Regions from separate parts of the Homo sapiens genome. Here regions 1, 2, 3 and 4 are each linked to region 5. Evidence: chromatin contacts called from ENCODE Hi-C or POLR2A ChIA-PET data. All regions are on one chromosome and are shown on one strand. The core of a region is the stretch at or near the end of the contact, and the rest is flanking DNA. Distances in the headings are between cores, read along the strand shown. Region 1 holds the start of AFF4 (ALF transcription elongation factor 4). Region 2 holds the start of RAPGEF6 (Rap guanine nucleotide exchange factor 6). Region 3 holds the start of UBE2B (ubiquitin conjugating enzyme E2 B). Region 4 holds the start of PPP2CA-DT (PPP2CA divergent transcript). Region 5 holds the start of UBE2D2 (ubiquitin conjugating enzyme E2 D2).

What was found. Hi-C counts contacts between places; a loop is a spot of excess contacts on that map. ChIA-PET counts read pairs that join two places held with the same protein, here RNA polymerase II (POLR2A). Pooled maps may share reads with other maps.
Region 1: a loop to region 5 is called in a pooled map, with 4 times the contacts of the local background. The contact joins the promoter of AFF4 here to the promoter of UBE2D2 in region 5. A Hi-C loop is called at or near these places in 2 of 50 pooled maps. POLR2A ChIA-PET finds 5 or more read pairs at or near these places in 2 of 52 experiments (GM12878 and endothelial cell of umbilical vein).
Region 2: a loop to region 5 is called in a pooled map, with 8 times the contacts of the local background. The contact joins the promoter of RAPGEF6 here to the promoter of UBE2D2 in region 5. A Hi-C loop is called at or near these places in 1 of 50 pooled maps. POLR2A ChIA-PET finds 5 or more read pairs at or near these places in 2 of 52 experiments (B cell and activated B cell).
Region 3: a pooled map shows a loop between it and region 5 (5-fold over the local background). The contact joins the promoter of UBE2B here to the promoter of UBE2D2 in region 5. A Hi-C loop is called at or near these places in 2 of 50 pooled maps. POLR2A ChIA-PET finds 5 or more read pairs at or near these places in 2 of 52 experiments (AG04449 and activated naive CD4-positive, alpha-beta T cell).
Region 4: a loop to region 5 is called in a pooled map, with 16 times the contacts of the local background. The contact joins the promoter of PPP2CA-DT here to the promoter of UBE2D2 in region 5. A Hi-C loop is called at or near these places in 5 of 50 pooled maps. POLR2A ChIA-PET finds 5 or more read pairs at or near these places in 3 of 52 experiments (MCF 10A, OCI-LY7 and activated CD4-positive, alpha-beta T cell).

The regions. Positions count from the first base shown.
Region 1 is chr5:132,960,308-132,965,371 of GRCh38, forward strand. It overlaps AFF4 (ALF transcription elongation factor 4), which reads right to left and starts at 3,327. Exons shown (of 21, transcript NM_014423.4): 1 at 2,952-3,327. AFF4-DT (AFF4 divergent transcript) reads left to right here and starts at 3,505. Exons shown (of 2, transcript NR_186175.1): 1 at 3,505-3,827; 2 at 3,934-4,383. RefSeq lists an enhancer at 354-855 and a silencer at 2,782-3,621.
Region 2 is chr5:131,633,765-131,638,457 of GRCh38, forward strand. It overlaps RAPGEF6 (Rap guanine nucleotide exchange factor 6), which reads right to left and starts at 1,465. Exons shown (of 28, transcript NM_016340.6): 1 at 1,198-1,465. The coding sequence starts at 1,266. RefSeq lists enhancers at 655-1,237, 1,185-1,274, 1,367-2,566, 1,575-1,824, 1,835-2,034.
Region 3 is chr5:134,368,518-134,373,694 of GRCh38, forward strand. It overlaps UBE2B (ubiquitin conjugating enzyme E2 B), which reads left to right and starts at 3,052. Exons shown (of 6, transcript NM_003337.4): 1 at 3,052-3,122. The coding sequence starts at 3,079. It also overlaps a transcript of CDKL3 not described here. RefSeq lists enhancers at 2,171-2,766, 2,275-2,344, 3,285-3,384 and a silencer at 2,815-2,864.
Region 4 is chr5:134,222,890-134,228,110 of GRCh38, forward strand. It overlaps PPP2CA-DT (PPP2CA divergent transcript), which reads left to right and starts at 3,521. Exons shown (of 1, transcript NR_186539.1): 1 at 3,521-5,221. It overlaps PPP2CA (protein phosphatase 2 catalytic subunit alpha), which reads right to left and starts at 3,184. Exons shown (of 7, transcript NM_002715.4): 1 at 2,871-3,184. The coding sequence starts at 2,972. It overlaps MIR3661 (microRNA 3661), which reads left to right and starts at 2,868; the gene lies at 2,868-2,963. RefSeq lists enhancers at 2,474-2,583, 2,923-3,442, 3,443-3,964, 3,964-4,123, 3,965-4,484.
Region 5 is chr5:139,558,802-139,563,496 of GRCh38, forward strand. UBE2D2 (ubiquitin conjugating enzyme E2 D2) reads left to right here and starts at 2,538. Exons shown (of 7, transcript NM_003339.3): 1 at 2,538-3,014. The coding sequence starts at 2,991. RefSeq lists enhancers at 2,114-2,283, 3,444-3,493, 3,584-3,703 and a silencer at 2,314-2,973.

The DNA of each region.
Region 1 (5,064 bases), core at 2,077-4,576, 6.6 Mb before region 5:
AATAAAGCTAAAGTAAAAAAAAATCTAAGTCATCAATTTTTTATAGTACATGCTGTACTTCTGGGTCATTGTCCAGGTGTGCTCTCAATACTTAAGAATACCTCTTTGATTTTATTAAAAATACCACAAAGAAAAGTCCTCATAGATTTTGAACTCCATTCTAAACCAGTGGATGGCCACAAAGGAAGAAATACCTGTTTTATTTGTTCCTCTCAGGTACACATAAAACTACGGCATTTACCTTACCTTCTCAAAAAAGGCAAAATATATAACTTTTAGAAAGCTTCATCTTCTGTCTCATCTTCTGAAACTGACAGGTTTTTCCCTTTCAAATACTGATCCTTTGCTCATACAGCTTTCTTTACATTACCTTTTTGTGAAATCTTAGATAAGTTGATAGAACAACAATTTCAAGTTCAAAATATTATCACATTCAAATTCAATCTAGTAATTGTGTAAAATACTGAGGAAGATAAAAAGAGGAATAAATATAGTACTTCCTCAAAGACCCTGTAACAGATCTGTAAGAAAATTATTATGCATCCCTCAATATCTGCAAGAGACAGGGAAAAAAAGAAAATTACAGTGCAAAACATATAGTAGGCTTCTGCTTGTTTGAGACATCGCCTAGGTTGGCCGGGCGCAGTGCTCATGCCTGTAATCCCAACACTTTGGGGAGGCCGAGGCGTGTGGATCACGAGGTCAGGAGTTCGAGACCAGTCTGACCAACCTGCTGAAACCCCGTCTCTACTAAAAATACAAAAAACATTAACTGGGAATGGTAGTGTGTACCTGCAATCCCAACTACTCAGGAGGCTGAGGCAGGAGAATCGCTTGAACCCAGGAGGCAGAGGTTGCAGTGAGCAGAGATGGAGCCACTGCATTCCAGTGGTGTGATCTCGGCTTACTGCAACCTTCGCCTCCCAGTTCAAGCGATTCTCAAGCGATTCTCGTGCCTCAGCCTCTGGAGTAGCTGGGACTACAGGCATGTACCACCATGTCTGGCTAATTTGGTTCTCATGCCTCAGCCTCTCAAGTAGCTAGAACTACAGGTGTGCACCACCACACCTGGCTAATTCTTGTATTTTTAGTAGAGACGGGGTTTCATTATGTTGGCCAGGATGGTCTAGAACTCCTGACCTCAGGTGATCCGCCCACCTCGGCCTCTCAAAGTGCTAAAGTGCTAGGATTACAGGCGTGAACCACCAGGCCCGGCTGCAGAATATATTGCTACAAAAAGGGTACAATAACTCAAGAGTACACAGAAGAGAATGTATCAACCTGAATGTGAGAATCTGACAAGTAGAAAGTGACTCAGAACAAAAATATTCAATCTTTAAGAATTCTTAATTACACAGCTTCACCTTACACTCCCAAACTGTAGATCATGTTCCAATTAACACAGCTGGGCTCTTTTTTCAGACACCCCATCTTGTCCCCACTTGAAGCAAAATTTTATTTAAAGTAAAATTTGCCTACTGTTTCTAGAGAGTTAACAAAAATCAAAGTACCAGCCTGCAAACCACCGCAAATTGAATGAAACTGCTGGTAATAAAAAAAGAAAAATTTGACTGCTTCCAGGTTTTTAGTAAGTTAACTCTGAAAGATAACTTAAAATAACTTACTGGGAATTTTTCTTATATTTAGGAGCTGAAAGATGCAGTGATAATAAGGAAAACGAATCTGAGAAATTTAAAGAAGCCAGCTTTGTTGAAAACCAAGTGGCCACTTGCCAACACTTCTTTATGCACGTATGACCAAAGATGATTCTAGGCAGACTCACAGACCACAAAGGCTCTTTATCAAATCCCAAATTAAGAAAGTTCTCATAAATATTTCAATTTTGATAAGTTAAAGACCAGTTAAGTTTTAAAAAGCACTTTATGAAGTGCAGAATCAATACAGAAACGAAGCTTTGCGCTTTTCATATCTGAGCCCGAAAAACAGCACACATTTTATGTTACATTTACAGTCTATTCACAGACACCTATAGCTTAGATTCCATCAAGAAAAACACTGGTCAATGGAAAAGTGACTGGCCTTAGTATAAAATTTCCATGTGGCCAGCAGGGAAGAAACCGCATAATTCTGAATTACAACTGACAAAACTACGAGAACCCTAAATCGAACTCTTCGCCTTGAACTCCATATACAAACATTTCAGATTCGTACTTCCACTTCCTGAAAATAATACTGTTTGTAAACGAAAAGGCAATAAGGTTACTCCCAAAACTCCTGTACTCCATGATCCATCCTCAAAGAGTGGAAGGAACAGCAAAGTAGAAGGAACAAAGCACTGACGTCAATTACGAGATTAACCCCAAGCACAGGCAGCTGGAGGAAAGGCCTAAACATCAATATCCACGCACAAGCTACTGGGATAACTAGGTAACAGACCGATTCAGAAGTTGTAGGGGAGGGTATTCGAGTATTATACCCCCACGTTCCCATTTTTAGTCAATCCCCTTCGCAAGTCGAAGGCGGAAATTTTTCCTTCTTTTTTTTTTTTTTTTGCGGGGGTGGGGGTGTGGGAGAGGTGCGCAGGATCGCGAGAAGGAAAGCGAGAACTAGCTGGGTAATGTTAGCCAGAATCTGGGCCTATTTTCTCTTTAATTAGACATAATTTGAAATTGAGGAGGATATGAAAAAGTAACAAATCAGCCGATGGAACGTCTGAGGAAAGAAAGAGGAAAGGAGAAACACTAAACGGATGGATTTCTGGGAATTTTTGTTAGGATTGGGTTAGCTTTTTTTATTTTCTTATCTTTGCGGGAAGGTGGTGGGGTGGGACGCGCAGATGAGAGGAGGGGTGACGCCTGATTGAGCAGCCCCAGCCCGGAGGGTCTCCCCGAGGCTCCCCGCAGAACTTGCGGGCCCCCACCCCCACCCGGCCCCGGCCACAACCCCCGCGGCCCGGCCCGGCCCTGGGTCAGTCTGTCGGCCCTTCTTACCTCCAGTCCCGGCTCCGCTAGGCCCGAACCATCTCCTGGCTGCGGCAGTGGCGGCGCCGGGCCTGCACCTTCACCGGACGCGCATTCGAGCCCGCCCAGGGGGCGGTGACAGGCTGCCAAGGGCGAGGGGCTCCGGGAGGCGGCGGGGGTTCCGGAGGCCTCGACAAACGAAGGCGGCGTCGGCGGCGGCGGCAGCGATGCGCCTCACACGGAACAGGCGTAGGCCCCGCACCGCTCCATGACGGTCGGGCCCGGGCTGGGACAGCTGACTGAGGCGGCGGGGGCGGGTTAACGAAGACCTGGCACCAGGATCCCCGCCCCGTCCGCTGGCGGCGGCGACGGCAGCTGGACTCCTGCAGCCAGGGCTGTGACTGACGCAGCGGCCGTGCCACCATGTGACCAAGACCGGGCGGGTGCGGGGCGTCACGTGATGCCTCTGCGCCCCTCCCCGCTGGGGGAGTAGGGGGCGGGGGTCTGTGGGCCGGCTGGGCCGGGAGGCGACGCCCGGGGTGGTGACGTTCCCGGCTGTGGGGTCTGATGACCCGGGCCAGGCAAAGGACCCGCCCGAGCGGTATAGGCCTGAGCCTCTGGGCACTGCGGCCGCGTCCGGCAGGGCTGCCACGGCAGTACAGGGCCTGCACATCCGGGAGCTCACGCCCTCCTGCGCGTAGCCCGCTAGTGAGGTTCCGAAGGGCGGGGCCGGGCCGAACCGGATATGCCGGTTCTGGGGCTCAGGTGACAAACCCAGGCCTTCCGCCCCTCGCCTCTGGTGGGGATCCGGCCCAACCCGGAGCTTCCTAGACTTGCTTCCAGGTGTCGAAGCCTCGAGTCCTCAAGAGGTCCAGCAAAAAGGCAAAGGACGCAGGAGGCTGTTCGGTATTTCCAGTAAACTTACCCTAAGAAGCCAAACCGTCCCTCTTTCTTCGTCATTTAAACATCTTCTGCCACTAATGTTTTCCTTTTCATTTATTTATTGAGATAGATCTCGCTGTTGTCGCCCAGGCTGGAGTACAATGGCGGGATCTCGGCTCACTGCAACCTCCGCCTCCCGAGTTCAAGCGATTCTAGTACCTCAGCCTCCGGAGTAGCTGGGATTAAAGGGGGGAGCCACCACCTACGGCTAATTTTTGTATTTTTAATAGAGACACGGTTTCACCATGTTGGCCAGGCTGGTCTCGAACTCCTGACCTCAACCAATCCACCCGCCTGGGCCTCCCAAAGTGTTGGGATTACAGGCGTGAGCCACCGCACCCGGCCCACTAATGTTTTTCTTCAGCATATCATTCTGAACACTTCTTTCACCTCTAAACATCTACTATTTCTTTTAAGCTTCACTCTTTATATGCATTTTCTCTATAGAGCTATATAAATTAGGAAATGTCTTAATAGAAAACTCAAAACATGACAGAATAAAAAATAATTGATTCTCCCATCTCTGTCTGTTAGCTGTTTCAGTCCTGGAAGGCAATCACTTAGCATTTAATAATGTATCTTTCCCTACATATTTGTAAGTAATACATTAAAATATAGGGATACTTCTTTTTACACAAAAGGTAACACACTATATACGCTGTTCAGTCCTTTTTTTCTCACTTCAAATATCTTGGATAGGCTGGGCACAGTGGCTCAGGCCTATGATCCCAACACTTTAGGAGGCCGAGGGGGGCTGATCGCTTGAGACCAGGAGTTTGAGACCAACCCCGGCAACATGGCAAAACCCCATCCCTATGAAAAATACAAAAATTAGCCGGGCGTGGTGGTGCATGCGTATAGTCCCACCTACTCTGGAGACTGAGGTGGGAGGATCACTTGAGCCTAGGAGGTCGGTGCTGCAGTGAGCCGGGAGCTTGCCATCCAGCCTGGATGAGAGTGAGACCCTGTCTCAAAAAAAGAAAAAAGAAAAAAATGTCTTGGACATCCTGCCATATCAGTATATAATGAACTACCTTTTTCTTCCTAGAGGCAGAATAATATTCCACTTATGCAAACATCCTAATTTATTTAACCAATCCCCTACAGGTGGATATTCCGCTTGTTGCCAAGCCATTACTATTACATGCTAAGCTGCAATGAATAACCTCATACAAGACAGGGCAACATAGTGAGACCCCAT
Region 2 (4,693 bases), core at 215-2,714, 7.9 Mb before region 5:
TGAAACCTGCAATACACATCGTAAGCCTTGTATAATACTTTCCAATGCTATAAAGGCTGTAAGATAATTCGCCTACTGAAATTCATAAATCAGCTCACATTGACTTCAAGAATCATCATAAGGAAACAAACACTCATCGAATTATAAATGTATATCTCAAAAAGAGAACTCTGGAAAGTGGTAGAATTTGTGTTGTTCCTATGCAAACATCAGGATCTTCAATAACATAATTTGACCTATCATGGCTTCCGTTGTGACCTGAATAATTGTCACGACCCAAAAGGTCAGCCCAACGTTACTGAGACTCAGTATGCAAAACACTACATATCTGAAAAACTCCAAAGTGAAGAATTAACCAAAGCATTTCATTTCATTTACTGCAACTTTAAACAAAACAATCCAATAATCCACTCACACTGTTTAGTGTTTTGTTTAGAAAATATGTCCCACTTGTTATAGAAACCTCCAAATCAAGGAAAACCTTCCCCAAAACCTTAGCATTCTACCGGGATAAGCAAAGCTAACAGGTTTTAGTTATATGCCTGAAAACTAGCCTTCATGAAGGTCGAATGAAAAATCTTTTAAGCTGATGCCATAACTGTTAACTCGACACAGCAAATTTTGGATCCAAGTACAAAATACTGTAAAATTTCCCAGTGACAGTCTGAAAAAGTACCTACAGTGGTGTTCTTTAAACATGCATCATCTACTACAGAATTCACCATTTGACTGGATGTAAACTTTTAAACTAACTTTGAAAACTTTATCTTTTTTTTAGGCAACTGTACAATATTTCAGAGACCTTTAAAGAAAAACTATTTCTAAATTACATGGCTGAGATACTTCCCTTACAATTTCCATCTCGTTTTTCATAGTCTACTTAAACGAATGGGCATCTAACTGCGAAACTCATATTACCCAACTCAGAAAATACGACTTAGTAATGGTGCTTTCTTAACGACACTCAGAAGCCCCCGGCAAGGACGGGTACGCGGGTTAAGACCGCATCACAGGCAGGAAGGGCGGTCGGCACCCTGCTGGCGACAAGGGCCTGGGTCAGGGAAGAGACTCAAGCGAACAGATTCCCAGTAGCAGGTGCGAGACTCTGGCAAGAGGGCAGTCGCCGCGGATTTCGGACAGACAGGAGGATGCTGTCTACTGGACTGTGAGACGCACATAAAGGTCAACCAGCCTCACCTCGGGAGTCCGCTCGGGTGGCTTCTTCCTCAACGCCTGCCTAGCGCCAGGGTCCACGGGTGAGTTCATGGCCACGGCCCGGGTACTCCGCAGCCTGCCCTTAGCAGCCCACGCCACAGTTCATTCACACTAGGTAGCGGGTGCGGTACCTTTCCCCCGCCCCAAGGAGGGAACTTCGCGCCGTAACAAGGTCCGAACTCTAGCAAACAACCCTTCGCAACGCCCGCCTAAGGCCTCTACCCACGCGCGACTGGCCGGAGACAAGTCTGCGCGGGGGCGGGGGAGAGTAAGTGCGCATGCGCAGCACGCACGCGCACGCTAAGAAACGCCCAAGGGAGTAACTCCACTGTGACGTTAAAATTGGGGCGGTGCGAGTAAGTCGTTTCCTGCTGTCGTCGTGAGATTTAAAGACACCTCGCGAGACCTCACCTAAATCAGTCACGGGGTCTGCCTTGGCGTTGTGGTTCCGTCTTCTCCATCCGTTGGAGACACCGGAAACGCGCTGAGGACCTGAGCAAAAATAGCATTTTGGGGCAGAACCGTGGGGAGGCGTTCTGACTGGAGAGAACTGTTGTGCCCAAATCCGGAAGCCCAGGGTGTGGCCAAGTCCGGCTTTGCGCTCTCCTCTGCAACTTCTACTGCCGACTTTGAATATGCGGAAGTAGAAGCCGCCATTCGGCAAAGAAGGAATTCCACGCACACCTCATATCTCTTTAAATAAAACGAGATCTCTTGTGAAAGCTGCCGACAGAGAAGTGCTTGATCTATTCGAAACGGACGTCCTGAGACCAGGGCAGAGAAAGCAAACATTCACGGCCAGGATAGGCAGCCGGTGCCGCGGCCAGCTCACGATTACCTTTGAGTCAAAAAACTAGATTTAGACTGCGTTCTTGTAACTAAATGCCCGGGGCAGCCCTCCCTCAGGCAACTGCGTTTAGGGTTGGGACTCGAGTGGCAACTTTTGCAATACTTTTTACATTCTAGTCTGCTTCCCAACAGACCGAATAAAGCCAGTTTTGTTTCACTGCTCCCTTGGTAAGAAAAACAGACCACCCTTAGGAGCAGCCAGAGAGCTGCTGAGGCCGTTTCAACAATAAGCTCACTGACAATTCCAGAATCCATCGTTCTAGGATACTCCTTACCCTTTCTCATAAGTTCATAGGTAACTAACTTTGGCGACACCACCTTTCCACTGAATTTTAAGCTCCTTGATGGCTGTAACTACATCTAGGTACACCTTGGTATTTCTCACAGCAGTTAGCATAGTTCACTAAATAACAAGGTGATTTATGATTATGACATGCTTTCCAATTAATGACTGCTTCACAGTAATTTTAATGACGTAATAAGAGTTAAAATTATATTTGAAAACAATGAGAGTTCAGGCTACAACACCGTTTCTGGGACCGGCAATGACTTAAGGACTGTTTTCTGTTGGTCCTGGGGCTTGCCCAAACTGGGAGTTTACAACATACTATTAGCATTTCTCTTTTTCAGGTATAGATCAAAAACTTTACCAGCGAAGTGTGGCATAGCCATTGTAGAAATAAAGTAATTGTGGAAAAAATCACAGGATGTTGCAGACGATCCGTTTTCCTCATTTTTTGTACAAATATAACCTCTCAAAGATCTGCCCAGGATCACAAACAAAAGTTAACCCTTCCATTCTTCAAGGATCAATTTTCAGAGTCACATCAATATTTTGAAAGAGGGAGAAAGAACTATAAAGCATGATCACCATGAACTTGAACTTTAGGGGCAAACAGACCTAGAATTTGTGTCTCTAATATTAGACCTCTTCTAGTTAAGTGACTTGAAGTTATTTAACATCTCTGAACTTCATTTTCCTTATGTTAAATGGGAATATAGTAAAGGACCTATTGCTTCAGAATTTTCTTAAGATTACGCGAGAAAATTCACATGAAGCACTTAGTATGTTGCCTTCATTTTCCTTATGTTAAATGGGAATATAGTAAAGGACCTATTGTTTCAGAATTTTCTTAAGATTAAGTGAGAAAATTCACATGAAGCACTTAGTATGTCACATGAAGCACTTAGTAAGATTACGTGAGAAAACTCACGTGAAGCACTTAAGCACTTAGTATGAAGCACTTAGTATGAGAAAATTCACATGAAGCACTTAGTATGCTGCACAATCCGAGCACTCCTTATTATTTCCATTATTTTGCCTCTAGGAAGTGATTTTTTTTTTTTTTTTTTTTGAGACGGAGTTTTTCTCTTGTTGCCCAGGCTGGAGAGCAATGGCGCGACCTCGGCTCACTGCAATGTCCCTTGAACTACTCGGGAGTTCAAGGGATTCTCCTGTCTCAGCCTCCTGAGTAGCTGGGATTACAGGCGCCCGCCACCACGCCCGGCTAATTTTTGTATTTTTAGTAGAAATGGGGTTTCACCATATTGGCCAGGCTGGTCTTGAACTCCTGACCTCAAGTGATCCACTCAATTTGGCCTCCCAAAGTGCTGGGATTATAGGCGTGAGCCCCCGCTCCCGGCCTGGGAAGTGATTCCTCTAAAGTAGAAATTCAACTTTGAATAATTGAATAGATTTTTTTAATACAGTTTTTTTTCACTTATAACAATTCAGAAACACATTTAAGTATTTGTGAAGATGTGGAGCAAGAGGAACTCAAACTGCTGGTTAAGTGCAAGTTGGGAAGTCACTTTTGGCAAAAAAAAAAAAAAAAAGTAATAAAGTTGAAACATAACACACCTTATGACAGCAAGTCCTTTCTTTGATATATGCCCTATAGCAGCAGTCCCCAACGTTTTATGGCACCAGGGACTGGTTTTGTGAAAGACAAATTCTCTATAGGGGTTAGGGGGAGGGTTTCAGTATGGAACTGTTCCAACTCACATCATCAGGCATTATTAGATTCTCATAAGGAGCATGCAGCCTAGAGCCCTCACATGTGCAGTTCATGATAGTGTTCCTGTTCCTAGAGAATCTAATGCCCCTGCTGATCTGACAGGCGGAGCTCAGGCAGTTATGCTTGCTTACCTCCTGCTGTGCGGCTGCTTCCTAACAGGCCATGAACCAGTACCGGCCTGGGGACTGGGGACTGGGGACTGGGGACCCCTGCCCTATTAATAGAAAAGATGGACAAAAATGTTCCTTATTCATAGAAGCCAAAAACTGGAAATAACCCAAATATCCATCAATACTAGAAGGGATAAATTGTAAAATATTCATCCACAATGGCACATAGCTCCATAGCACATAGTGATGATTCTCCAACATAATGTTGAGAGAGAAAAAGCAAAACAAAATACAGAGTATAATTACACAGACAGAGTTTAAACACAAGCAAAATTAGGTCTTTTAGGGATGCAAATACAGGGTAAAATAATAAAGAGAAAGCAAGGAAATGAAGTCAGGTTGGTAGTTACAAAAGTGAGAAGGTAGAGAATTATGATCAGGATAGGGCACATGGAGGAGGGGGCTTCTGGGATGCTGAAAATGATCTACTTATTGGCCTTA
Region 3 (5,177 bases), core at 1,802-4,301, 5.2 Mb before region 5:
CGGAGGCAGGAGAATGGCGTGAATCCGGGAGGCGGAGCTTGCAGTGAGCGGAGATCGCACCACTACATTCCAGCCTGGGTGGCAGAGCGAGACTCCATCTCAAAAAAAAAAAAAAAAAAAAAAAGAAAGTTATTCAACCACAATATAAAATACCTTCTATAAATAAGAATGTCATAGTAAATCTTATAGTGGGCTCAAACTTGGTGTAAGCATATTATTTGTTGTGGGCTAAATATTTGCAAGGAGGCTGCGCACAGTGGCTCACACCTGTAATCCCAGGGAGGCCAAGGTGGGCAGATCACTTGAGCCCAGGAGTTCCAGACCAGCCTGGGCAAGAGGGCAAAACTCCATCTCTACAAAAAATTAGCCGGGCATGGTGGTGCACACCTGTGGTCCCAGCTACTTGGGCGTCTGAAGGAGAATTACTGGAGCCCAGAAGGTCAAGGCTGCAGTGAGCCCTGTTCACACCACTGCACTCCAACCTGGGTGACAGAGCAAAACTCTGTCTCAAAAAATAAAAAAATTTGCCCAGGACAAAGATGAACCAAACTGAGTCCCTGCCCTCAATGAACTCATAATCCAGAGCTACAGAACTGATAACAGCATACAGTTAATAGCTTTAAAATTATTCCTTCTACAAGTAGGTTATGGCAGGCCTGGTTAACAAGGACAGCCAGTGATTCTTGCTAATACACAGCTGTAAGACTTTATGATGCACATTCACTGAATCAGTTAAAAGTGTTATATCATTTTGGAAAATAATAAACTGTTTCCAAAACAATTATAAATCCCTGTAGTCTCTGAATTCCTTACCTCTATTGCCTCCAGTTCCCATCTTCAGGACTTCGTTGGTGGGTCAGGAGGACTCTGAGCACTTTTGTATCCATTCGTCAGCTCAACAGGGAAAGAGGGGGTAGGAGGAGGACCTCAGCATTGCCCTAATCTTGCCCATAGTTCCATGGAACCAGAAAGGGTTAACTTTTCCCACTTTCCTTGTACCTCCCTTTCTTCAAACCCTGAATTCTGTCTCTGCTTTCAGTGACTGCCTTGACTGATAAATTACAAGGGTTTTTTTGGTTGTTGCGGGATTTTTTTGAGGCAGGGTCTCAGTGGCATGATGATGGCTCACTGCAGCTTCAACTTCCTCGTCTCAAGCGATTCTTCTGCCTCAGCCTCCTGAGTTGCTGGGACTATTGGTGTGCGCCACCATGCCTGGCTAATTTTACTTTTTGTAGAGACAGGATCTCCTATGTTGCCCAGGCTGGTCTTCAACTCCTGGCCTCCCAAAGTATTAGGATTACAGGCATGAGCTAATGCCCCAGCTCATGAGGGATATTTTTAAGATATAGTTTCTCTTTACCATTTTTCTCCATGTAACCCTACCTGTGTGTCTTCCTCCTTTGCTATTGGAAGGGTTAGGACTGCAATGGCAGAAAGGCAAAAAAATTAAGAATATTCAGCTTTTAACTTAAAAAACACATTGCGAATGTCTAACAGGACCTATCAAGAGTTAGGCCTGGCTAACCTGATCACCAAGGCAGTCACTGGAAGCAGAGAGGGAATTCAGGGTTTGAAGAAAGAGGTACAAGGAAAGTCAGAAAAGTTAACTCTGCTTCCATGGAATCAGGGGCAAGGCTGAGGCAATGTTAAGGTCCTCATTCCACCCTCCCTTTACCTGTTGAACTGAACAGTTCCCCAAATGGATACAAAAGTACTCAGAGTCCTTAGTATAACAAAGTCCTGAAGGTAGGAATTGGAAGCAATAGAGGGAAGGACGGTGACCACAGAAAATATTCAAGGTCTTTGGGAGGTCAACACCTCTGAACCCCCTGGTGGTGGGGGGCCCTTCTGGCCCATTTGCACCTTTCTTGCTAGTGTAGAAAACCTGAAGTTATCTCAGGCTAGATATATAACCCTCACTCATGTCTGCCGGAGCTCTCCCCCAGAATATGAATCATATTTGTAGGTTTCTTTGACAACCAACCACTCATTGATATGCTTGGAAGACTGCACCCCCACATTCCTTAAAAATACAATGGTACTCCCCCACCATAGGCAAGTCCCCGGACTCTGACACATATCTTCAATTGAAAGCAGACCCAGAAAGGAAAAACTGCATAATACACCATCCTTTAATATTTGCCCAGAATTTCCAATACTAGAAACCCCACTGCAAAGCAGAAAGACTATCTGGTAGCTTCAAGGAACCATTTCAGGAGATTGTTGTGTGGGCCTCAGTATTCAAGGCTGCCTTAGAAGATCGTGCGATCCTCTCACTCTTCTTGCCCCAAGTACCAGAGTTAATAAGCCACTGAACCAACCAGAGGGGAATTATTTTTGGTCCCGGTTTAAAGAAAACAAAACAAGCTGTTGATTCTGCCATGACCTCTTGGGTAATGTTGTCTCTATACCTGTGATAAACAGAAAACAACTAATAAAGGTTTATCCCGCCCTCACCCTCTTAAACCCGCTTCACAGACCTGGCTGAAACTCACATCCAGGCGAGGCGCTCACGTGACCCGTTCTAAACGCGTCATAGGGACACGTGGTTCTAGATACTTCTCCCCCTCCCACTCAGGGGTGGATTGTTGACAAGGCCGCGGGCAGTCACGTGATCTTACATCATCCCACCTCCTTTCCCTGAAATCTCTGGCCCGGATGCGTCCCTCTTTCTCCACCCCGCCGAGCCTAAACTAGTGACGGGGAGGGAGACGGGATAGTGTTTCTGTTTCGTGGTCTTTGAATCCACAACCTCTAGTCTGAACACAGAGAACACAAATTTGTCTATTACTTCAGGAAGCCCAGGGGGAACCGCGCCCCGCTGAAGGGCTCGGGGAAGGCGCGCTCCCGCGTCCCGCCCCCTCCTCCCCCAGCACTCACACTGTGGTAGCGGCGGAGGGCGGAGGGATCCGGAGGCGGCGGAGGGAGACGTCATTGCAGGGTTGTTTGTCAGTCTCGGCGGCGGCGGCGGCGGCGGCGGCGGCGGCGATCCACAGTGATTCGGCCGCCGCGCCGGGGGGTGGGGGGGCTGCGCGGGACTTTTTTTTTTTCAGACTGACCGCGGGGCAGCTGCGGAGCATGTCGACCCCGGCCCGGAGGAGGCTCATGCGGGATTTCAAGCGGTAAGGGCCTTCACCTTCGCCTAGATGACGGCCCCTCAAAGCTGCGGGGCTGCAGGGCGTGGATCCCAGACACCTTCCCCTTTGTGACCCTCAGAGGGCCGGCTGTGGGCCCAGCGGGACTGGCGGAAGCCGGGTCCTAGCCTCGGCCCTACTCCCATAAGCTTTGCCGCTCGTTCTGGCGCCCGAAGAAATTTTGATACTGCTTCCCCTCCCCACAAAAAGTAAAACGGTGTCGATCGACTGGTCTAGGGTTCCCTGCTGCCCATTTCGGCCAGCTGCCCGGCGTCTCGCCCAGGCGATCAGACATTATCCGCCCGCCCCTGCACCCTGCGGCGCCCCCTTCTTGTCCCCTCAAAGTGAGCTCCTGCGGGAGCTTGTTCCTCTCCGGCAGCACCAGTCAGCTTTGTTTCACGGCCCCGCCGTCTTCTCCGAGGAGCCGTGTTGGGGCGAACCCCTCTCCCGACTCCTGCCAATCCTTTCCATTTGTGCCCTGAGGGTGGGGTCCAGTGCGTGAGGCCCGGAGGTTAACCCATCCCCCGAAACCCGACTCTGTCCCCGCCCGCCTGAAAGGACCTTGGGAACTGACTTAGAGATCTGGGACCTTAGAGCTGGCCACCCCGGCTGCCAGTGCTTTCTGGAACTCAGCTCTGGCTGGTGAAGAAAGCCCCTATCTATAGCCTCCCGAGTCTGGAAAAATGCCTTCCCTTAGACTGGCGCTAATCTGATACTCCCTGGGCCTCCTTTGGTAAATAAAATAGGGTTTTGTTAGGAGGTATTGGGGTTGTGAGATAGAAAATGATTATTCCGTTGTTTACCTTTTATTGGATACTTAGAGACATAGAAAAAATAAGTGAGAAAACATCATTTTGATACTCTGCACATTTTTCTTAACATTTTTTCTGGGGACACCTGCCCTAATTGAACAAAATATCTAGCATAAAAACTTAGATTTGTCGCTCAGGAAGTCACCTCTCAGCTATTATAAAGCCTATGTGAGGCACTTGGATTTGGCCAACTTATTTAATTCATTCGTAGCTTCTCTTAGCCATTTAAAGGTAGGCGTCAAGCAGTGCAGTTCTTCTAAGGCTTCTGTTCGTGGTGGCCTAATTTGCTTGAGATTGACTAAAAACCATTTTTTTAATGTGGACTAGTTGCAAATTATGATGCCCCATGAAAAACAACTGCATATGTATTTGTGTGTGTATATAATGTAGCATTTTTAATTGAGGTTACAGTCTCTGAAAGGAGATGCCCTTTTTGGTGCAAAAGTCATCTTTCTAAAGCTTGAAATCAGCGTATTTGATTAGCACTCATGACAAATTCAGATAGTAAACTAGTTCATGTCATTGTCGCCCTGGCTCCTTACTGTAATGCTCTGCTTAATTCTGAGTTGAATGCATGGCACCTTTTGTAGTTTCCAGAGATCTGCAGGTTACAAGAATTTGACTATGACGAATGTTGGAAAGCCTTGTGTTGAGTCTCCTGATCTGAGAGGTGGATTTGGTGTTAGTGCAGAGCCTTTAAAATAGGGACTGGCAGAAAACCTACTAATTACTTTTTAAAGCCATTGCTGTTTGAAGCAAAAGGAATAGAGTAAATCTGCTGCCTAATACTAGTTTCCTAGTTAAATTTAATGTGTTTTCAGTCATTTTGTGTTTACACTGAGGTTTGCTTTTTTTTTTTTTCTTGTAGCCATTTTGCAGAAGTAGCCTGGTTAGGATACACAGTCTTTGCATGTTTAGAGCAGCAAAATCAATGGTTCTGTAAAAATATTACTTGCTTTTGAGGTTTTAAACTTTTTTTGGTATAAGAGGACAGTCTATATACATCAATTCTTTTTTTTTAAATATATTTTAATTATACTTTAAGTTCTAGGGTACATGTGCACAACGTGCAGGTTTGTTACATATGTATACACATGTGCCATGTTGGTGTGCTGCACCCATTAACTCGTCACTTGCATTAGGTATATCTCCTAATGGTATCCCTCCTTTCTCCTCCCGCCCCACAACAGGCCCCTGTGTGTGATGTTCCCTTTCCTGTGTCCAAGTGTTC
Region 4 (5,221 bases), core at 2,271-4,770, 5.3 Mb before region 5:
AGCTAGTCAGTAACATAAAAACCATGTTCACTCTTGTCTTTTATAAATGCATACTTAGATTCTCTCAGTTCTGAACATGTAACACTGTTAATTGTTGATGGGTTAACAAAATAATGGCCTCAGGATTTTTTAGTAACAATGACCTCTTATGGTATACATCTATTTTTACTATTTAAATATTTCCCCTTCAAATCAGGCATTTAGGTGGGTAGAAGGAAGGCTTTTACATTATCATTCCTTCTTATGATTGAAGAAATTATCAACTATTAACAAGTATCTTTTTTCTCAAAAAATACTATTATTATACACTAATGAAAAAAATTAGCCCTCAAATTTTCAAAATTACTCTTTAGAAGGCAATCACACCAAAAAGCACATATGTAGCTTTCACCCAGAGATGCCATTGGCACACAAATATTAACAGTGAAAGACAGCTTTTGTTTTACTAGAAAGACTTGTACAAAAAACATCAGTTCATGGATTCTACATACCCAAAAAACTGTCTTCAAATTAATTTAGTTTGGAAGTTTAATATCATCCTGAAAGTTGAAATACTTACTTACCAGTTATAAACAGTATGAAGGTTGTATAATGATATCCACCAAAACGGATCCATTCCACAGAAACTTTTATATAACACCTACTCTCAAATATTATTTCCATCTTTTTTGGCACTCAGAACTAAAATTTGCGTAAGCAGCGCAAGCAATGGAGATTTACCTCACTACATCTTAGTTTTACAAAGATGTGGAAAGCAATATTAGATGCATCAGCTTCACCCACCCCACTCTAGCATCCAGTATTATCTTATCTTCTACAACAGTTTCCAACACAAACCCTCTACTTCCATGCTCCATCTCCCACACCTTTTCATACCATGCTTTTCTTTCAAACTAGATTCATAGCTCCTCGACAATAAGCATACTTATTCTTCATTGCTTTTCATTTCCCTCAAAAGAGTATGCAATCTTAGATATTCAATAGATGTTCAATATTAAACACACTACTAATTTAAAACGGAATTGACTGTATAATCTCAGAACACATTTTAGTTTATAGACAGGAAAACAAGGACAAGTGAAGTGGCTGTCCCAAAGTCTGTCACAATTACTCAAGTAAGAGCAGAAGGACTCATGTCCAAATCTAACTCGCAGTCCAGTCTTCCAGTTACGTCATTACCTCCCTCCTTTCCACGTTTTCTTCAAAAGACTAGTCAACTGGCCAACTACTGACTTAAAAGTCTTTCATATAATGCACTGAATTCCAAAAATCGGTAAGATCATCATGTACAGTACCTAGAAATTAAGACCTGGCAATATACATTCATTTTTAAAGGCCAATTTTAAACCTTTAAAATAAATACCAACCTCATTTGACGTGAGAGGGTAAAGAAACAGGAGATTCAATACATCGCTACCATTAAAAGGCATCTCCAACAGATGATGTGCCACCTCATCCACTAGTAGTAGTTTTGTTCAGGCTTGGGAGAAACAAATCTAAATCTGACTTACTTAAATTCCAATTGTTCACAACATGGTTTCTAAAAAAGCCTGTCTTGGAAACATATACGTCAAACTCATGAACCTAATTTTCACATCAAACCAGAAACAAATCAGGATAATAGTTCTCCATTAATTCTTTTCACGGATACAAAATGCTAATATGATACTCCACTATTCTGTACTAAAGTGACGTGCTGCAAAGTTAATTTTGAAAAGGGAAGTTAAAATGTTCACAGCAGAGATCAGCATTTTGTGTACTTTAGAAAACTGAGTTACAAGAATTTAAAAATACAACACAAAGCTAATAGCTAAATTAACTACCTGTTTCCCCAACCCCCAGGGGAAAACAAAAGGGAATTAGCTAATATAAAGTTTAGTGTTACTAAGTGGACTACAACATTCTATTTTCAGTGTATGTGAGACATTATTTAAACACTAAGCACAATGTCTGGAATACAATCTCAGTCGACAGTTATTATCACTACTACTACTTGCAGCCACAAAATACTATCAAGTAATTTTTGCAACAAAGATACAAAATTTACCGCTCTTCCATTTTATGTTGTTCATTTTAAAAATAAACGGCAAAATGCCAAGTGTGTTAAGCTTAGAGAAGGCTTTGAGTCAGCATATAAATCATATTCAACCGACACTTGATTTCCAATCCAAAAGCTCCTTATGTAGTATGACTCACCAAATTCCCGATTTCTTCCAACTATGAAAAATAAGTTACACTCCTCCCTTATAGCTACCACCATGACCTTCGTAAAAATTAGGTTAAGAGAATAATTTAAAAATTCTTAAAGACACCCCTTACCTTGATTTCTGGAGAAGATCGCTTGGTGAGTTTAATACAAACCACCAAGGGGTACTAAAGCTGTGTGACCTTTAGGTATGTTCTGGGATACGGCCTAACAAGACTGCCTTTGGGGGATCCTCTGGGCAGCTCTGGACCTAACTAGGCCTGGGTACCAGCGGCAAGACTCTTACTCAGCCCACCGGAGAGGCCCAGGCTCCATTCCCAAGCCGCAGAATCCAAGCCAGCTCACCCTCAAAACCGTCCCTGACGATGACCCACAGGGTCTCCGCTCCCCCTGCCACCTCGTCTGGCGCCAAGGCCGGCTGACTCAAAAGCCCAGGAGTCGAGTGAACGGCGCCATTTTAGGCGGCGGCGGCAACCAATCCCTGCGCGGGAGGCAGGGGGCGCCGGGTCGTTAGGAAGCCGCCGCCGGCCAGGATGGGCGCCGGTCTCGGAGACTCGGGGGGCCCGGACCGGCGGCCTCCGCCATGTTGCACCCTCCTCACGGCCGCCTTTTCCTCGGCGGGCTCGGCCCCGCGGCGGCTGTCCGCAGCCGTACTACAGCTCACCTTCTCGCAGAGGCTCTTGACCTGGGACTCGGACAGCTGCTTGCACTCGTTCAGCTGCTCGATCCACTGGTCCAGCTCCTTGGTGAACACCTTCTCGTCCATGATGCCACCCGCCCCAGCCGGCTGCCGCTCCGCGCTGCTCCCGCGCCGCCGCCCGCACACGGGCCTACACGCACACGCCGCCGCCGGTTCCTCGTGTACTTCTGGCGGCTGTTGAGGCTGGCGCTGGCCCGCTGGCTCTCACCGCAGTACTCGGCCGTCGGCCGCTGCGCCTCCTCCTCCGCTCGCTGAGGCTCCAGAGCTCGGCTCTCTGTAATGGCGGCCGCCGGGCGTGGTGACGTCACGCCCGGCGTCAGGAGGCGGCGGGGAGCGGAGGGGAAAAGGGCCGGGGAGCAAGCTGCGCAACTGCAGAGCCCTCCCCGGGCGGCCGCACGACCGGAGTTGGGGCGCAAACTGGGGGTCAAAGCGCAGGCGCGACGTAGCCGGCTGGTAACTGAAGCGCCTTGACTTTTTGGGCGTGGCTCCCGGAGGGCGGGGTGGTGGGGGAAGGGAAGGATGGAGCTGGAGCATGCGCAGTGCGCACAGCGGCGAACCGGACTAATCCCTGAGCACTATTCCAGGAGAGGCGAGGGCTTGGGCCGCGCGCAGGCGCAGACCGGATGGAAGCCGGGGCCACTGGCAGCCTGTAACTGGTTCCCCTGGGAAGGCCGCTCTGGTGATGAACTCAGCTCCTCACCTGGGGCCTGGCAGTCCGATCACGGAAACGAGAATTGCGACCCCGTGGCTCATCTGGGGTGCTGCGGCTCTGTAATCGTGTGGGTTTCCGTCATCTTTGGGGGCAGGAACGGGCAGCGAGTGGCCGCTTGGATTAACCACCCCCACCTCTGGGCGCGGCTGGCACCTTGTAATTAGGTCACTCGTAGGTGGAGGAGCGTGTACCTACCGGGGGAGTGCTGCGCAGTGCACCTGACTTCCGCGGCACACACCCGTCCCCGGACCTAGGTGTCTCGTCGGGCGCGATGGCGGGGGCGAGGCTTGGGCTTTTCTTTGGGCCTCGGACCGCGGCTCGCTTCCACGCGCCCCGCTCCTCGCCGGTGGTTGCTTTCCTCCAAGTTTAATTCTCTCTGGGAATGAGAGACCCTCAACCCCTGCGCGCCCTGGCCTACTTTCAAGAGGGGAAGCCCAGAGAAGATGGATGCACCTGTCCTGACCGCGTCTCGGTGGCGTGAGAAGCAGCTGTGATACGTGCTTAAAAGAGAGAGCTCGTATACCCTAGGATTGGACCTCTGTCTGGTTATGAATCGCTTTGGAGTTTGCGAAACGTTTTCACATTCCATTGTCCCTGCTTTTACATAAATATCTGGTTCCATAGAGCGCCAGCTATATGCCAGATCCGGAGGGGTCATCCAGACGGACCAGGGACCATGCCCTGGAGCTTGTATTCTCCCAACAGTACTGGCTGAAGATGGTTTGGGATAGGCAGAAGAGAGATCATAATGCCCCCAGGATTTGAAAGATATAGAAGCTTTCCAAAGAACATTTAACCATAAAGGGCAAGGCAAGAGCTGAACCTGATCGCCTGTCTTCCAGGAACCCCACCCTCAGTATCAGGCAACCCTTCCACACCCAAGTGCTCAGCGATGCTTGGGAGGAGACTGCTCACTCTGCGGCTCTGAGGGCATCATCCCCACCAACAGGCTGAAGAAGGCACTGGAGGCCCCATCAGCCAATAGCAGGACTGAAAATCCTCCTTTATCCAAGACAACGTGTTTGGCAAGGCCGACTGGCTTGGCCTCCCTAGGCTGGAAATTGCAATTCTGCTTTCCCTTCACACCTCCCATTAGTGTGCACAAAAGAAAGTACCTTAAATCTACTCTTCTAGAAGTCTTATCACATACTTAATTTACCAGACTGGGAAAAAGACCCTTTAGCCCAAATTCTGTCCCTGTTTTGCAGTTAACATCCCCAAACAATAGAAGGGTAAGAGTTAAGACCAAGTGGAATGAATAAGGAAAAAATCATCACTTAGTGCCCGTGATTATAAAGCCATACCCAGTGTGCTGTCTAATCTTATTCTTTACCGTTGCCATGAACCTGTGTGAGAACTGTCTGATGGGGCAAGAAGCAGACAGGCACTCAGAAAAGAGAAGGGACTTGCCTAAGATAGTGGTCAGGATTTAAAACTGCACACTCCCAAGTACAAAGTCTCAGCCACAGTCATGCAGTTGACCTTCCAAGGTCTGACATATGGAACAGAATCAACATTATTTCTCTTTGCCTAGATTCTCTCTCTTTTTTTTTTTTTTTTTTTTTTTTTTTTGAGCCAGAGTCTCACTCTGTTGCACAGGCTG
Region 5 (4,695 bases), core at 1,288-3,787:
CATATTGCTTTTTTTTTAAGAGAGGATCTTGCTCTTTCACCACACCTGAGGTGCAGTGGAACCACCACGGCTCACTGCAGTTTTGACCACCCAGGCTCAAGCTATCCTCCCCACCTCAGCCTCCCAAGTAGCTGGGACCACAGGTGCGTGCTACCATACCTGGCTAATTTTTACAATCTTCTGTAGAGATGAAGTCTCTATATTGCCCAGGCTGGTCTGGAACTCCTGAGTTCAAGTGATCTTCCCGCCTCAGCTTCCCAAATTACTGAGATTACAGGCGTGTCCAGGAGCTTTTCTAATACAAAAGTTATTACTGAGAATAACTTTAAAAAAAAAATCTGTCGGCCGGGCGCGGTGGCTCACGCCTGTAATCCCAGCACTTTGGGAGGCCGAGGCGGGCGGATCACGAGGTCAGGAGATTGAGACCATCCTGGATAACAAGGTGAAATCCCGTTTCTACTAAAAATACAAAAAAATTACCCGGGCGTGCTTGCAGGTGCCTGTAGTCCCAGCTACTCGGGAGGCTGAGGCGGGAGAATGGCCTGAACCCGGGAGAAGAGCTTGCAGTGAGCCGAGATAGCGTCACCGCACTCCAGCCTGGGCGACAGAGTGAGACTCCGTCTCAAAAAAAAAAAAAAAGAAATCTGTCCAGTGGAGATTTTTGTACCCCTCCCATCACATTTCTTAGGAAGAAAATATCTGGGGCTGTGAGATGTTCCATTTTACCCTCAACCTCAACTATACCCACCCTGAACCACTGGATACAATTTTCTCTCACTGGGTGCACGGTGCTTCTGTCCTAATGGTCCAACCTTCTCAGTAGGTGAGGCAGTATGAGCTTTGCCACTCACCTACTGTGTGGCTTTTGGCAAGATCCTTCCCTTAGTTGGGCTCCAGTTTTTTCTTCTCTATAAATTCAGGAGCTAGAATCAATGATCTGCAAGGTCCTTTCTGGATGTAGCGAAAAGGAGACATTTAGAATCAGAAAACGCCAGGGGTAGATTTCAGAATGTGGGCATTACCTCCCAGCAAAATATTCTTTACTATTCTCCTGTGTAAGGCCTCTAGCCCTGGCTTGGCTCCGTATCTCACACCAGTCATGGTGTAGGGCTGGGCACAGGGTAGGTGCTCAGTGATTTAGCTTTTTGTCTCCATCTCCTAAAAAACAATTCCAAATATTCTAGGTTTGATTTTCAGCGGACCCTCCTGATGGGTATCTGGAGCACGAGGTTGGTTTTTTTTTTTTTTTTGGAGATGGAGTTTTGCTCGTCGCCCAGGCTGGAGTGCAATGGCGTGCTCTCGGCTCACTGCAACCTCTGCCTCCTGGGTTCCAGCGATTCTCCTGCCTCAGCCTCCCCAGTAGCTGGGTTTACAGGAACCTGCCACCACTCTCGGCTATTTTTTTTTTTTTTTTTTGAGACGCATTCTTGCTGTTGCCTAGGCTGGAGTGAACTGGCGTGATCTCGGCTCACGGCAACCTCCGCCTCCCGGATTCAAGCGATTCTCCTGCCTCAGCCTCCCGAGTAGCTGGGACTACAGGCGCCTGCCACCATGCCCGGGTAATTTTTGTATATTTAGTACAGAAGGGGTTTCACTGTGTTGGCCAGGCTGGTCTCGAATTCCTGACCTCGTGATCCGCCTGCCTTGGCCTCCCAAAGTGCTGGGATTACAGGCGTGAGTGACCGTGCCCGGCCTAATTTTTGTATTTTTAGTAGAGATGGGGTTTCACCATGTTGGCCAGGCTGGTCTCGAACTCTTGACCTCAGGTGATGCGCCAGCCTCAGCCTCCCAAAGTGCTGAGATTACAGGGGTGAGTCACCGCGCCCAGCCGTTGGTTTTAACTATTTGGGGCACACACTGTGATTTTTTTTCTGACGCAGCTGGTACAGTGCTTGCTTGTAACAATTTGCAATTCACTAAGCTGAGCAGAGTCTGGACACCTCGAAGGCACACATACATGCCAGTGGCTGAGAACACAACATTCAAATCCTCTCCATCTGGGGCCTTGGTCCGGAAGGCCAATCTCACTGCAACCCGAGCGGCTATGAGACATCTCCCTCGTGGCAGGTGCCCGAGCTGTAGCCACGCGGCCTCTGGAAAGAGATGTGCTAAGTCCCAGGACTTCAGAAGAGCTCTGTGACCTTGGCCAAGTCCCTTCCTCCTTCAGGAGCGCTGCAGTGGGCCTAAGTGCCTCCTCCCGGGACTAGTACGGGGACGGTCGTGAGATCTGGACAACATTCGCCTTTTAATATTTATTGATCTTTTGTGACACGCGCGTGGGTTTCCATCAGCAATGAAGTCAACGGTCGCGGCGCTGGAGCCTGCAGAACTCGCGCTCTAGATCTCGCGAGATCTCCGCCCAGGGCTTCGCAGCGTCACGCCCTCCGGGGCCGTGGCGGCGACGGCGGTGCGTAGCTTACTCACAGGGGCGGCCCGTATCCCTCCGCCGCCGGCGCGGCTCGGCCCTCCCTCCCCTGGCCCGCCAATCCCCGCGCCTCCCGACCTGCCCCTCGGTCGGGCCCACCCCGTGCTCCGACGGCCCCACCCCGGCGGCGCAGCCCGCCCGCCCGCGCGTCCCTCGGTCCACCTGCAGCAGGGAGGAAGACAGGCAATCCCTCCGGCTGTCCGACCAAGAGAGGCCGGCCGAGCCCGAGGCTTGGGCTTTTGCTTTCTGGCGGAGGGATCTGCGGCGGTTTAGGAGGCGGCGCTGATCCTGGGAGGAAGAGGCAGCTACGGCGGCGGCGGCGGTGGCGGCTAGGGCGGCGGCGAATAAAGGGGCCGCCGCCGGGTGATGCGGTGACCGCTGCGGCAGGCCCAGGAGCTGAGTGGGCCCCGGCCCTCAGCCCGTCCCGCCGGACCCGCTTTCCTCAACTCTCCATCTTCTCCTGCCGACCGAGATCGCCGAGGCGGCCTCAGGCTCCCTAGCCCCTTCCCCGTCCCTTCCCCGCCCCCGTCCCCGCCCCGGGGGCCGCCGCCACCCGCCTCCCACCATGGCTCTGAAGAGAATCCACAAGGTAAGCGGCCGGAGGTCGGCTGCGCTGCTGGCCAGCTGAGCAGGCTGCGGCCTGCACTTCCCGCCGTAGTCTCCGTCGGGCTCGCGGCCTCCTTGGATCTTGCTGCCGGTGCTGGCCCCTCGGGGCGGCCTCCATACCCCACTCCCAGTGATGGCGCCCGTGGAGGCCCCGGCGCGCAGCCCGCGCTTAGGCCGGAGGTGCTCTCGCGGCCTCAGCGTTCCTCCCCGGCTGCCCTTCCAGGCCCGCATGGTGTGGACTCTTAGGGCTTCTCTCCAGTCTGGGACTGCCGCTGCACTTGAGGGCCATTGTCGGGCCAGGATGGCGGGGTTGGGGCCGAGGGGGGCGCTGGGGCGTTGGGCGGCCCCTTCGACAGAGGTCGAAAGGGCTTCTCGCCCCATTTCTGTTCCCTCCTCCCACACCTGCCCTAGCTCCCTCCACAAAACCGCCTGAGCTCGGGCTGACAGAGGAAGCCGTTTTGCCCGATCCACAAGTATATCCTGAGTTCACTTACCTCTTGGGTGGCAGCACACATCGGTCCACCCTGCTTGTCCAGAAACTGTTAAGAGTTGGAAGTTCAGAAGAAAAAAAAAAGGTGACTTAATGAGGGAGGAGGGAAGTAGAGGGAGAATCATTTTATTCCTTGAGGTTGCTGTATGTAGTTAGAAACTAACACTTCCGTTTTGCAGGATTGGATCTAATAGAAAAGCTGTACATTGGCAAAGGTAGAGGTAGAAACCTGAACATTGAAAACCACCAGAGAAATTATACAAAAGTTCCTTTCACAGCCTCTTCGCAAAATGGACTTGACGCTATTAGGTGATATGTTTACCGAGACTCTTAACTGGGAAGGGGTTTTACTAGATTTTGTATTAAAAAGGATTTCTTTGCTCTTTAAAGTGAAGGGTTATTTAGTTATCAATAAGGAGGTTTTCCTAATAATACATCTAGACTATAAGATTGGCTTAAAATTTATTTTTTTTCCCTTTCTGATGTTGTAACCTCTTAGTGCCACTTTCATGTTTTTTTTCTTAGAAGTAGGGAGGCACCACTATTAATTTCTGTTTGGTGTTTCACTTGGCTACTCAGATTGGCTATATTAAACCGGTAGCTACTTTTTTCTTCAATACATCTTTTTCCTTTTAGTGGAGAACGGGGTCTTGCCGTGTTGTCCAGGCTGGTGTGGAACTCCTGGGCTCAAGCTAGCCTCCTGTCTCTGCCTCCCTTAAGTGTTGGAATTACAGGCATCAATCAGCCACTGCACACGGCCTATACCTGTAGCTACTTAGAAGTAGGTACTGGGGTTATCCATTCTGAATGATGGGATGGGGATGCAAGAGGAAGAGAACCAGTTTTTAGCTTGTCTTAAACTAAGTCAGAATACAGATTGATGATTTAAACACCTCAGCTCAGCGGTTGGTCCTCATTTCATTTTTGCTCAAAGACAGTGTGGAATCAGTCCCATTGGTTACTATAATTAGGTTAGCTCCTTAACTTCTTTTGACTCTGATTTCTAACAAATGAAGAAGGGCAGATTTTAGACAATAAATCTTGTACTAAAATGAAATGGTATTTGTTAAATACCATAAAGAAGCTTGAACCTTAAGCAAAGATGTCTTAAAGAACCGTTTAAGGGGCAGGGGAGCACACTGAGGAGTAGTCATCCAAAAAAAATATATACATA